Linked DNA regions of Homo sapiens: region 2 is linked to region 1. Evidence: chromatin loops called from intact Hi-C (ENCODE). Cell type or tissue: transverse colon. All regions are shown on one strand.

What was found. A loop is a pair of places that touch in the nucleus more often than their neighbours do. Peaks named below come from ENCODE experiments on the same cell type or tissue, not always from the same donor. Only the 100,000 strongest peaks of a DNase experiment are listed, where the experiment ranks them.
Region 2: it touches region 1 in a loop (16-fold over the local background); 9 of 110 quality-filtered maps call a loop at or near these places.

What each region holds. Positions count from the first base shown.
Region 1 is chr19:42,251,847-42,256,846 of GRCh38, forward strand. It overlaps ERF (ETS2 repressor factor), which reads right to left and starts at 3,282. Exons shown (of 4, transcript NM_006494.4): 1 at 3,132-3,282. The coding sequence starts at 3,153. RefSeq lists silencers at 1,744-1,903, 1,954-2,003, 2,024-2,143, 2,234-2,303, 2,384-3,073 and 1 more and enhancers at 2,839-3,338, 3,979-4,510. In transverse colon, CTCF peaks have their summits at 2,680 and 2,911; DNase peaks (open chromatin) are centred at 1,715, 2,301, 2,565 and 3,355; H3K4me3 peaks cover 4,645 bases; H3K27ac peaks cover 5,000 bases.
Region 2 is chr19:42,174,366-42,179,365 of GRCh38, forward strand. It overlaps a transcript of POU2F2 not described here. Among named protein-coding and RNA genes, the nearest start is that of POU2F2-AS2, 24 kb to the left of the region's middle. RefSeq lists an enhancer at 1,820-2,322 and silencers at 2,672-2,821, 2,922-3,001. In transverse colon, CTCF peaks have their summits at 2,878 and 3,088; a DNase peak (open chromatin) is centred at 2,768; H3K4me3 peaks cover 1,607 bases; H3K27ac peaks cover 411 bases; H3K27me3 peaks cover 4,920 bases.

The DNA.
Region 1 (5,000 bases):
TCACTGTAGGCCCCCAACTCCTGCCCAGACTGGGCTGCAGTACCACATAGCCCCCGGAGTCCCTGCCCCATTCAGATATATCCCAGCCTTCCACCAGCCCCTCAGGGTGCCAGGGATATGACCTCCAGCTGTTCACAGACCAGCACCAACAGCCCCTGTTCCATTTAAAAGTGACAGCCTTTGACAACCCCTTCCAGAGACCCCAGAGCACCATCGCTCTCTTGGGAATCTAGGTGTTCAACCCATTATCCTCACCCTTCTAGAGAATCCAGATCACAAGGTCTCCTGCAAGGCCCAGGGTCCTTTGGAACCCAGGTGACCCAGCCACCAGCTTCATGGACCCTCATATCCCCTCCAAAAAGCTCCCAGCCCCTCTCAGGGAACCAAGCTCCATGTTACTTCCACCTCAGCCCCAATCTGGCTCTAGACCTAGAAGGGGGGCCAAAGCCCCTGAGACATCAATCTGGGGGTGGGGGATGTACTGACTTCCACCCTCCCCCCAAAATTAAAGCCACCCTTCCCAGCCCACCCGCCCCAGCCTCCGTGTCCCGGTAACCAGGCAACGTGTGTGCAGCGACAGTCCTGGGAGCGGGGGAGCAGGAGGCTAAAAATAAACTTTGCAGAAGAGAGGGAGTGAGAGAGACTACATGCAACACAAAGGGAACTCGGAAAGGAGGTGGGGGGGCTCTGGAAAGGCCTCAAGCCGCATTCTGGGAGCTGTCCCAGGCCCCCTTGTTAAACCCCTTCCCTGAGCAACCCCTCCTCCAGGGCCTGGACCCTGGCTCCCACTTCTGGCAGGGACCCTTCCCCACTCCCAAGCCCACCACAACGGCGGCTTTCCTCATCGGACACAGCATACATGAAGGCCTGTTCCCGGCTTTGGGGGGGGGAGAATGAAGAGGGGGTGACGTCAGGGTGTCTCAATGGGGCTCTGTTCCCCAGGCCTTGGAGCCAGGAGCCAGGCACGGGCAAGGGGAGCATGTGTGAGTGTGCTGTGTATGCGTCCACGTGCTTAAAACAGGGAAACACCAGACCTGCACGGAGGAAGCTTGGGGGTGCGGGACCTCGGGAACATGGGGGCCAGTGAGGCAGGGAGAGAGCAGGCACATGGAGAGAGGGGTTCAGGAGACTGCGAGACAGAGTGCAGAAGTGGCAGCAGTCAGACAGCAAGGGCTGGGATGGCGAGGTCCCAGAAGCACACCTGGGTCCCACAGAGGCGGGGTAGGGATTCTCCCAGACAGACTATGCAAGCCTGGGGGGACAAAACTCCTGGGCACCCCCCAACCTCACGTGACGGCCCAAACTTTTTTTAAGGGACTATGAGGGTCGGAAGGGAGGAGTGGTGGCAGAGGAAGAACACGCCGGCCTCCTGGGGGGCCCCACCACCTCCCCCACTCCAGGCGGCCCTCTATGGCGCCAGAGCCGGGAAGAAAACAGGAAGTGGGAAACAGCCACGGCAGAGAGAGGGACCGGGATGGAGAACTGGATGGAGGGGTGCGGAGCGGCAGGCCAGGAGGCAGACGGGAAAGATGCACCGATCGGAGGCCATTCCAGGCCTCCTTCCCCTCCCCTCCCCCAGCCGGAAAACCCACACACTGTCCCGCCCCCCGACAGGGTTGGGGAAGCGACCCGCGGATCCTATCAGGCCAAGGCCGGTAGCAGGGAGAGAAGATGAAGCGAGGTTGTCTGGGTGCCTCGGCCTCCTCCTTGGGCGAGGGTAGGCTCCTGCTGCCCCCAGGGCCCAGCCACCCGGGAGCGAGTGGAAGCCGGGGGAGTGTGTAGGACGCACGTGACTGACCCTACCGCACTCCGCACCCCGGCCCCACCCCCAGGGCCCCTCCTCGGTCCGGGTCCCAATCCCCTGGCGCCGGATCCCAGCTCGGAGCCCTTTAAGATTAAGCCGCCCCCACCCGCCGAGCAGGGGGATGGGGATGGGAATGGGGTGGGAATGGGGTGGGGATGGGGTGGGGTGGGTGGGCCGGTCGGGGCACACACCCGCACACAGGAGCCCGAGCCGCCGCCGCCGCCGCCGCCGCCGCCGGGGGAAGGAAACAAGTTTGAACAGCGGCGCCCGGCCCCCTTCCCCCTCCCCCGTCCCCGCCCCGGGCCGGATTCCGACGGGGTAGACGGGCAGGGGGCGGCTGGGACCCCTCCCCCTGCGCGCTCGGGCGCAAAGTCCAGCCCGCGCGAGCCCGGGGGCGGCGGGGGAGGGGAGGGGGAAAAGTCCGAGTGGGAGGGGGAGTTAATCCCGCTGCCCCCCGCCCGCCGACCGAGGGGGAGGGGAACCTTGGCCCCTTAAGGAGGAGCAAGTTGGCGGGGAAGAGAGGGGCGGAGGGAAGAGACGGCCCGCTGAAAGAGAAGAGGTGGATCCGGGAGGGGGGGCGAGGGGGGAGCCTCTGCGTCTCCCCCCACCTTCCCCACCCTCCTCAACCCCGGGCCACCGGTGGCGCGGGAGGAGGGTACCCAGGTCTCCCCGGAGCCACCTTAAAGCCGCGCGTTCTAAGGTCGGAAACAAAAAGTTCCTTTTTCGAACGTTCGGGCTGCGCTTTGGAACTTTGCGACTCGGCGAGGGCGGGGGAGCGAGGAGCCGACAGAGGCGGGCGGGGGAGGGGCGGCGCAGCCAGGACCCCGAGTCCCGGGCTCCCCACTCACGCCCTCCTCCTAGAGGCCATCCCGTATCCCCCGCTAACCTGGTGCAGGGCACGCGCCGCCGTGAAGGTCACCAGCAGGACCGCGCAGCGCAGAACCAGGGATAGCGGGCCCGGTGGACGAGCCCCCCCGCCCCGCACACGTCCCGGCCCCCAGAGTGCAACGTGACAAGAGCGGAGGGGAAGGACCCCGCCACCCCCGTGATCCCGGGAGTGGGGGAGAGCCCGGCCTGCGGGGTCCCGGTAGGGATACAGGACCAAGACCCGCAGCACCCACACCACTCCGCCCGGAGCCAGGAATCGGGGGTCCCAGGCAGCAACCCCGCTCGCGCCACGAGAAGCAACAGGTCTCCAGTGCTTGAGGGGTCCCCCAGAACTGGGGATCACTCGGGCTCCCCCGGACCCCTTCAGCCCCCCCAAAGTTTCTCCGTTCGGTTTCCCGGGGCAACAAGTCTCCCCCACACGTGCTGCCCCCGCCCCCACCTGTGTCCGCCGGGGTCTTCATGCTGGGGGGCCCGGGGCGAAGCGCCCCGATTCCGGGCCGCGGCTCCCGGCGCCCTCGCTGCCCCGTCCCGTCCCGCGCCCGTCGGGCCGCCCTCGCCGCCTCACCCGGCCTCGCCTCTCAGAGCCTCTCCCCTCCCCGCCGCCGCCTCCCGGGTTAATATCGCACTCCGGGGCCGGGACGCCCACGCCCCCCGGCCGGCGACGTCACCGCCGCGTCGCCATGGAGACACTGCGCCCGCCCCCTCCCCGCGCACTCACACACACGCTCGTCGGCGCGCAGCCACTGAGGACCGGCCGGCTCTGGGCTTAAAGGGGCCGCGCGGCGGGGGAGGGAGGAAGGAGGGGGTGGGGGTGGGATGGGGTCCCGCGGGTCATGACCCTAGTCAGAGGCTCCGAGTCTGCAGCTAACTTAAGTCTTCGGCACTCGCTACCTGCTGCCCCTCCTCCTCTCCTGCCCACTGCGGGCTCCAGAGTTTCTTTTGGGAGCCTGTATGGGAAAACGGGGGGCCCTTCCGAGGAAGCGGGGGTCAGAAACTTTTGTGGGGAGGGGGCAGAATCTTCTCTGCAGAGGGGCGGGGTCAGGACCTTAGAAGATGATGAAGACCACAGCATTTCCCAGCTTGGTTTTACCCAACCCCCCAACCCTGAGCCTGAATGGGGGCAGCTGTCCAGGGGTGGGGTGGAATGGGTGGGATGCATTTCCCAGCATCGGAAATGGGGAGGCGGCTGTGCCCTCCGCTCCTGTGGGGATGGGGTCTTGGCTTCCCTGATAACCCCCGTCCAGCTGGGGAGGAAGTGACCAGAGAGAATGCATTTGGAAGCCCCCACCACCACCGTCCCCAGGCTGCAGCTGTCCCGGGGATAGGGCTGGCGCCGGAGGTCCCCCCACGTCCACTACTAGGACCGGGGGTTCCGGAGGCGGGGCCGGGATACGAGGGGGCGACCAAAGTCTGAACAAATGTGCTCCCAAGGGGCACTGAGGGTCGCCAGGAGAGAGGAAGACAGGGCTTAAGATCGAAAGCCAGAGCGTAGAGAAGTGTTAAGTCTCCGTTCTCTGCCTCAGCCGGGAGGGAAGGATGAAGCCTGAGGCTCTGGGAAACAGGAAATCACAGCGCAGATCTGATGGAGCCCAGGAGCCGGCAGCAGGGTAGAGGCCAAATAGAAGCAATATTCACAGGCATAGCCTGGAAACAGAGTCTCAAAAAAGACTCTGAGGTTCCGAAGGAGGGGCGTATGGGTGGCGGGCGGGAGTTGGGGGGGCTGGGTGGGGGACGAATCCAGAAGATGGGCGGGGAGACAGAAAAGTCACAGATAGGGAAGGCCTGCGGAGCTCAGGCTCCCGGTACCCAGGGCTTCAATCCCAGCCTCCTCGCTTGCGGGGTACCTAGTCCACCTTAGACAGGCTCCTCACCAGTGCCTAAAAAAAAAAGTCTCAGGCCTCCTCCTTGGGGAGACCAAGGGCTCCAGGGAAGCTTTCCCCCACAACCCCCGGGAATTATGTAACCTTGCCTACGGACAGTACAGCTCCCCCACGGATATTGTAACCCTCTGGGAGCGGTGTGGTCCAGCAATAATAATCATCTTCATTGTTCGAATAACAGCTCCCGAATTCCGAGTGTTCATGATGTGCCAGGCACCGGGCCAAGCATTGTCAGGGGCATCTTCTCATTTAATCCTCACAAAATCCCAACGAGGGGAATTACTGCTGTTATCCCCATTTACAGATAAAGAAAGTGATGCTCTCTGAGGGAAAATCAGTCCACTAAATCTTACAGCCAGGAAGTATTGGAACTAAGATTCGAACCCAGATCTAACCAATTCCAAACCACCACATTTACCCTTTACCAT
Region 2 (5,000 bases), 77 kb before region 1:
TCACGTGTCCACTGCTGAAGCCAGACTCGGCACATGGGCCTGCACACGCGTGGACGGCTTCCACGCACAGAGCCAAAGAGGGCCTCCTGAATGCACACATAGCGAGTGATACATAAACATCAGGACGAGGGAGAGATCAGTACAAATATGCACTGACTCCCTTCTGCACATATGTCACCCATGATGGGGACCCCCAGTACCCAACCCCCCACTGAAAACACATGTCACGATTCTACACCTTTGGCTCCTCACTCTGCCAAGGCTTCGAGGCCCAGCACACACAGTTAGTCCTTCCTGAACACATCTCACCACACATGCAGGCCTTATACACATGCATGCTGCCGTCATGGTCTGACTCTGTACCCACCAGCCCCCCACTGCACACTGACTCTGTACCCACCAGCCCCCCACTGCACACTGACTCTGTACCTTCCCCTTATATCCTGGGGGGTGGAAGGACAAATCCACCTGACAAGATGGCAAGAGACTAAAAGCTACTGAGCGAAGCGGCTGATTGGGTCTTTCTCTAAATCCAGGACCTACTCCCCAACTCCACAGGCCCCAGGAAGGAGGCAGAAAGTGGGGAGTGGTCATCAGGCCAAAGGCTTTCTCTCAGGATCTTTTACCTGGACTCAAAAGCTCTAAGGACTCTCTCAGATGGACTTCCGCCCCAATTTCCTCCCGTTTTCACTTCCCGCTAGGCATCCATGTCATTTTCTTCTCTGTCCACACCCTTCTCAGTGGGGCTGAGTCGACAGCCATGAGCCCTCACTTAAGATCTTCCCCTCCCCCTCCCAGAGCCCCAGTGAGCATCCAGCAGGACTTCTCCAGGAGGCCACAAGGAAGTAGGGGGTGGCACTAGAACCCAGGGGACAGACCCAAACCCCCACTCAGGGTAAAAAAGAGGGTAGAAATACATGGGGTTTCAGAACAGGGGTTAGGCTCTGGTAGGAAGTTGGGGATTCCTGCCTTTGCATGGAGCCCCTTTCCCTGGCACCCTGTTGAAGGCCAGAGCAGCAAGAGTGATGAATAAATGAAACTGAGGGAGGGGGTAGAAAGAGCTGGCAACAGGGGAAATGAGTGGCAGGAAGGGAAGAATAAAAGAAAGGGGGAAAGGGGGAAGGGAAAAACGGAGAAAAAAGAAGGGAAGGAGGTGGAGATAAGGGAGGTAGAAAAAGAAAAACTAAGGGGTGGGGAGGAGGAGAAAGAGCTTTTATTGAGAAAAGGAAGAGATAGAAACTGAAAAACAGTGAGAAAGAAAAAACAGTAAAGGAGATGGAAATAAAGGAGCTGAGAAAGGACATGAAAAGGGAAAGAAAAGAGACCAAAGAGGCAGCAGGCAGTCGAAGGGGTTCCCCAAGTTACAGACTTTGTCCAGAGAGCTGAGGGGTGCACCGCGGCTCCCCAACCTCACTCTGGGGCCCTGGAGCTCCGTTTTCCACCTCTCCTCCTGCCTGAGATGCCACCGCCTCTGAGTGCCCCATCCCGGCTGCTTTTTCCTATTTCTCACCGTTTCTGCTCTCCAAGGCACCCCGTTCCTTTCTCTCACCCCTCATTCCCACCACCCAGCCCTTTCTCGTTCCCTGTGCCCTCTTACCTCTCCCCCCCCATTGCACCCTGCTTGCTTCGGAGCTTCAGACAGCATCACCGACCAATATCCTCACCATCATCGTACTAAACCGGCCCCCACACCTCCAGGAAAAGAGAGAGAGAGAGAAAAAAAAAAAAACAGGCGGAACCGCCACCAGCCCTGACCCCCTCTCGCCTCATTTTCTCCACAGTCGCCCCTTCCTCAAATGCAGGGTCAAAATGGGGGTCCCGCCCAGCCCGGGGAGCCTCTCCGAAGCGCCGCAGCCAGCCGGGAGCAGATGCCACCTCGCCTCTCTTCTCTGTCCTCGCTCCTTTTTGTGTTCAGTGGCCCTGGTTGCGATGTGTTTTATTTTCATCGTCTTTTTATTGGTATTGTTTTTTTTCTCTTTTTCTTTTCTTTATTTTTTGGCCCGGGGGCAGCAGCGGCGAAGCGCCCACTGCCTGCCTCTTTCCTCAGCTCTGCGGCCGTCAGGCTCTTTCTCTAGTCTGCGCTCTTGACTCCCTCCTTTCTCTTCTGCCTCGGCTCTCGCTCCTCCGCTCCTCCGCTCCTCCGTCCTTTCAGCTCCGTCCTCAGCCGACTGCCCTCTCCTCTCTCTACTGCTTCCCCCTCCACGCCTCTCCTTTCCTCATCCTTCTTGCCCCTTCTCCCTTTTTCCTCTCCCTCTTCACCTCCTCTCCGTCCCCATTTCTTTCCATCCCTGCCCCCCGCCCCCACGTACACCTCTCCTTTGGTTCCCTCACTGCCATCGAGAGCAAGCTGACCCCCCCCATCCCCAAATAATAAAAATACCCAGCCAGGGGGCAAAGCCCCGGCGCCGGGCGCCGAGAGGGAGGCGAGAGGGCCGGGGCCGCGGCGGCGGCTGACAGCCGGAGCGCGGTGCGGAGTGAGCGGCGCCCGCCCGGCTCCCGCCCGGCTCCCGCCCGGAGAGCTCTCTGCAATAGGCCGAGCCGGCTGCATTAAGCTTCTTGCAATCAATAAAGCGCGGGTCAGATTATGCAAAGCGCAGATATTAATATGCAAAGTTTTAAAGATTTTTAAATGGAAGGGCAAGCGCGGCGCGGGCGGGCGGGCGGGCAGGGGCTGCGAGGGGAGAGGGAGGAAGGGAGGGCAGGCGGGCGGGCGCGCAGGCGAGCTGGGGAGAGGAGGAGGCTGCCCGCCGCCCGCCCGCCCGGCTGCGCCGCGCCGCCTTGCCTTACCGCTGCTCCCATCGGTAGGCGCCGCTGTCTTCGCCATGCGCGTCAGCTGCACGGCTCCGAGGGGATGGCCGAGGAGGAGCCGCCGCCGCCAACGCTACCCCCGCTCCCGCTCCCGCTCCCGCGCCCGCTCGCTGCCTGCTGCTGGCGCTGCTCTGGCCGCTGCTCCTCGCCTGAGCTGCCGGCGCGAGCCCAGGCGCGCGCCATCCCCGGCTCCCACCTTGTCCCCATGGCAACCCCGGGCCCAAGGATGCTCAGAGAGAGAGCGCGAGCGAGAGAGCGAGGGGGGAGAGAGGGAGAGGGAGAGGGCGGGGAGCGCAGGGGACACGGAGGCAGGGAGAGGCCCGAGACCCACAGAGACACAGAGAGACACAGAGACGGAGAGATGCAGACATATGCAGAAACAGAGACACAGAGATAGAGGAGAGGGGTAGGAATAGAAGGGGACACGGAGACAAGGACAATCCTTGAGACCGACAGAGGCCCACAGAGATACTGAGAGACACAGAGACACACGGACACACAGAGACACAGAGACACACGGACACACAGTAAGAGACAGAGGGGTAAGGGCGAGGGGCAGGGAGCAGAGAGGGATTCAAAGGTATGGAGAGACACTGAGGTCCAGAGACTAACAGAGATACTCAGAGACACAGAGACACCCAGAGATAGAGACAGAGAAAAAAGAGAGAGGGGACAGGACAGGGAGCACAGAAGATGCAGAGGCAGAGAAAGACTCCTAGAGGCAGAGAGATGCTCAGAGACACAGAGACACACAGAAACAAATAGACACGGGGACACACAGAAAAGAGACAGAGAAGGGTGGGGAGCACAGGGGACTCAAAGGCAGGGAGAGGCCCTAAAAGCCAGAGACTCAAAGAGACACCCAGAGACAAAGAGGAAAAGGAGAAGGGAGAGGGCAGGAAGTATAGGGGACATGGAGGCAGAGAGATGTCCAGAGACACACAGAAATATAGAGACACAGGAACAGAGTGGGGGGAGAGGAGGGAGGAGGGAGCAGATGGGGACATAAAGGGGCACCAAGAACCACAGAGACACTCAGAGACAAAGAGATAAGGAGAAGAGGTCCATGCAGAGACAGAGATGCAGAGTCAGAAAGATAGCCACAGAGAAGTAGACACACAGAGACAGAGAGATAGTGAAAAAATATATATGGGGAGAGAAAGAGACTAATTCACAAAGACAGAGACACAGAAATAAGAGAGATAGATATGCACAAATCAGAGATAGGAGAAAGCTACACGCAAAGAGAGACAAATGAAGATGTAAGGCAGTGTTGCAGAGATACAGAGATAGGAAGACATAGAGACAGAGGCAGACACACACAGAGGTAAGAGATATAGACCTGCGGAAACAGACAGAGATTAAGAAAGAGCCGTTGAAAGAGCCGTTGAAAGAGACAGAGAAACAGAGATGGAGAGATGCAAAGCCAGAAAGACAGACATTGACAGAGACCAAAAGATACAGAGACTGAGACTGAGACAGAGAAAAAGGCACAGAGAGAGTCAAACAAGGAGACAGAGTCAAACAAGAAGGTGTAGACAGAAACACAGAGAAATATACATAGGGATTCTGAGAGAGAACCTAAGAAACAGAGACAGAAAGAAATGTGCAAAGAGAGAAACAGAGATCAAGACATAAAAAGAGATGAAAAGAAATACAGAGATGGTGAGAGAAAGAAAGCAAAGACAGAGACCCAGAGAGTCAAAGTGAGGCAGAGAAATGCAGAGACATGGACAGAGACTGCAAGAAAGTGACAGGAACAGAGAAACCTCAGGAGACACACAGAGAGACACAGTGAGATGGAGAAAGGCACTGGAAGAGGCTTTCAGTTGGACAGAGATCCACAGAGAGATGCGAGACAGAGACAAGAAGAGACAAATGGAGAGTCAGAAATAGAGAATGAGGTCTGGTAGACAAGGCTGGGGATGGGGGGCAGAGACAGAGCCCAGGTAAAGGAGGAAGGGACAGGCTGGGGTGAAAGCAGAAAGTAGGAAGGTGACAAGAGGGTCCAGGGAAGCACCAAGGGGGAAAGGGCAGACAGGAGGGGAGGGAAGAACAGCAGAAAGGAGAGGAGTGGGGAAGGGAGAGGAGGGGAAGAAAGAGAGGAGGGCAGTGCCCAGTCACCAAGCACCTCCCCTGTGCCAGGCACATTATGGCTTGGAGACAGGGAGGAAGGAAAGGAAGGCCAAGGG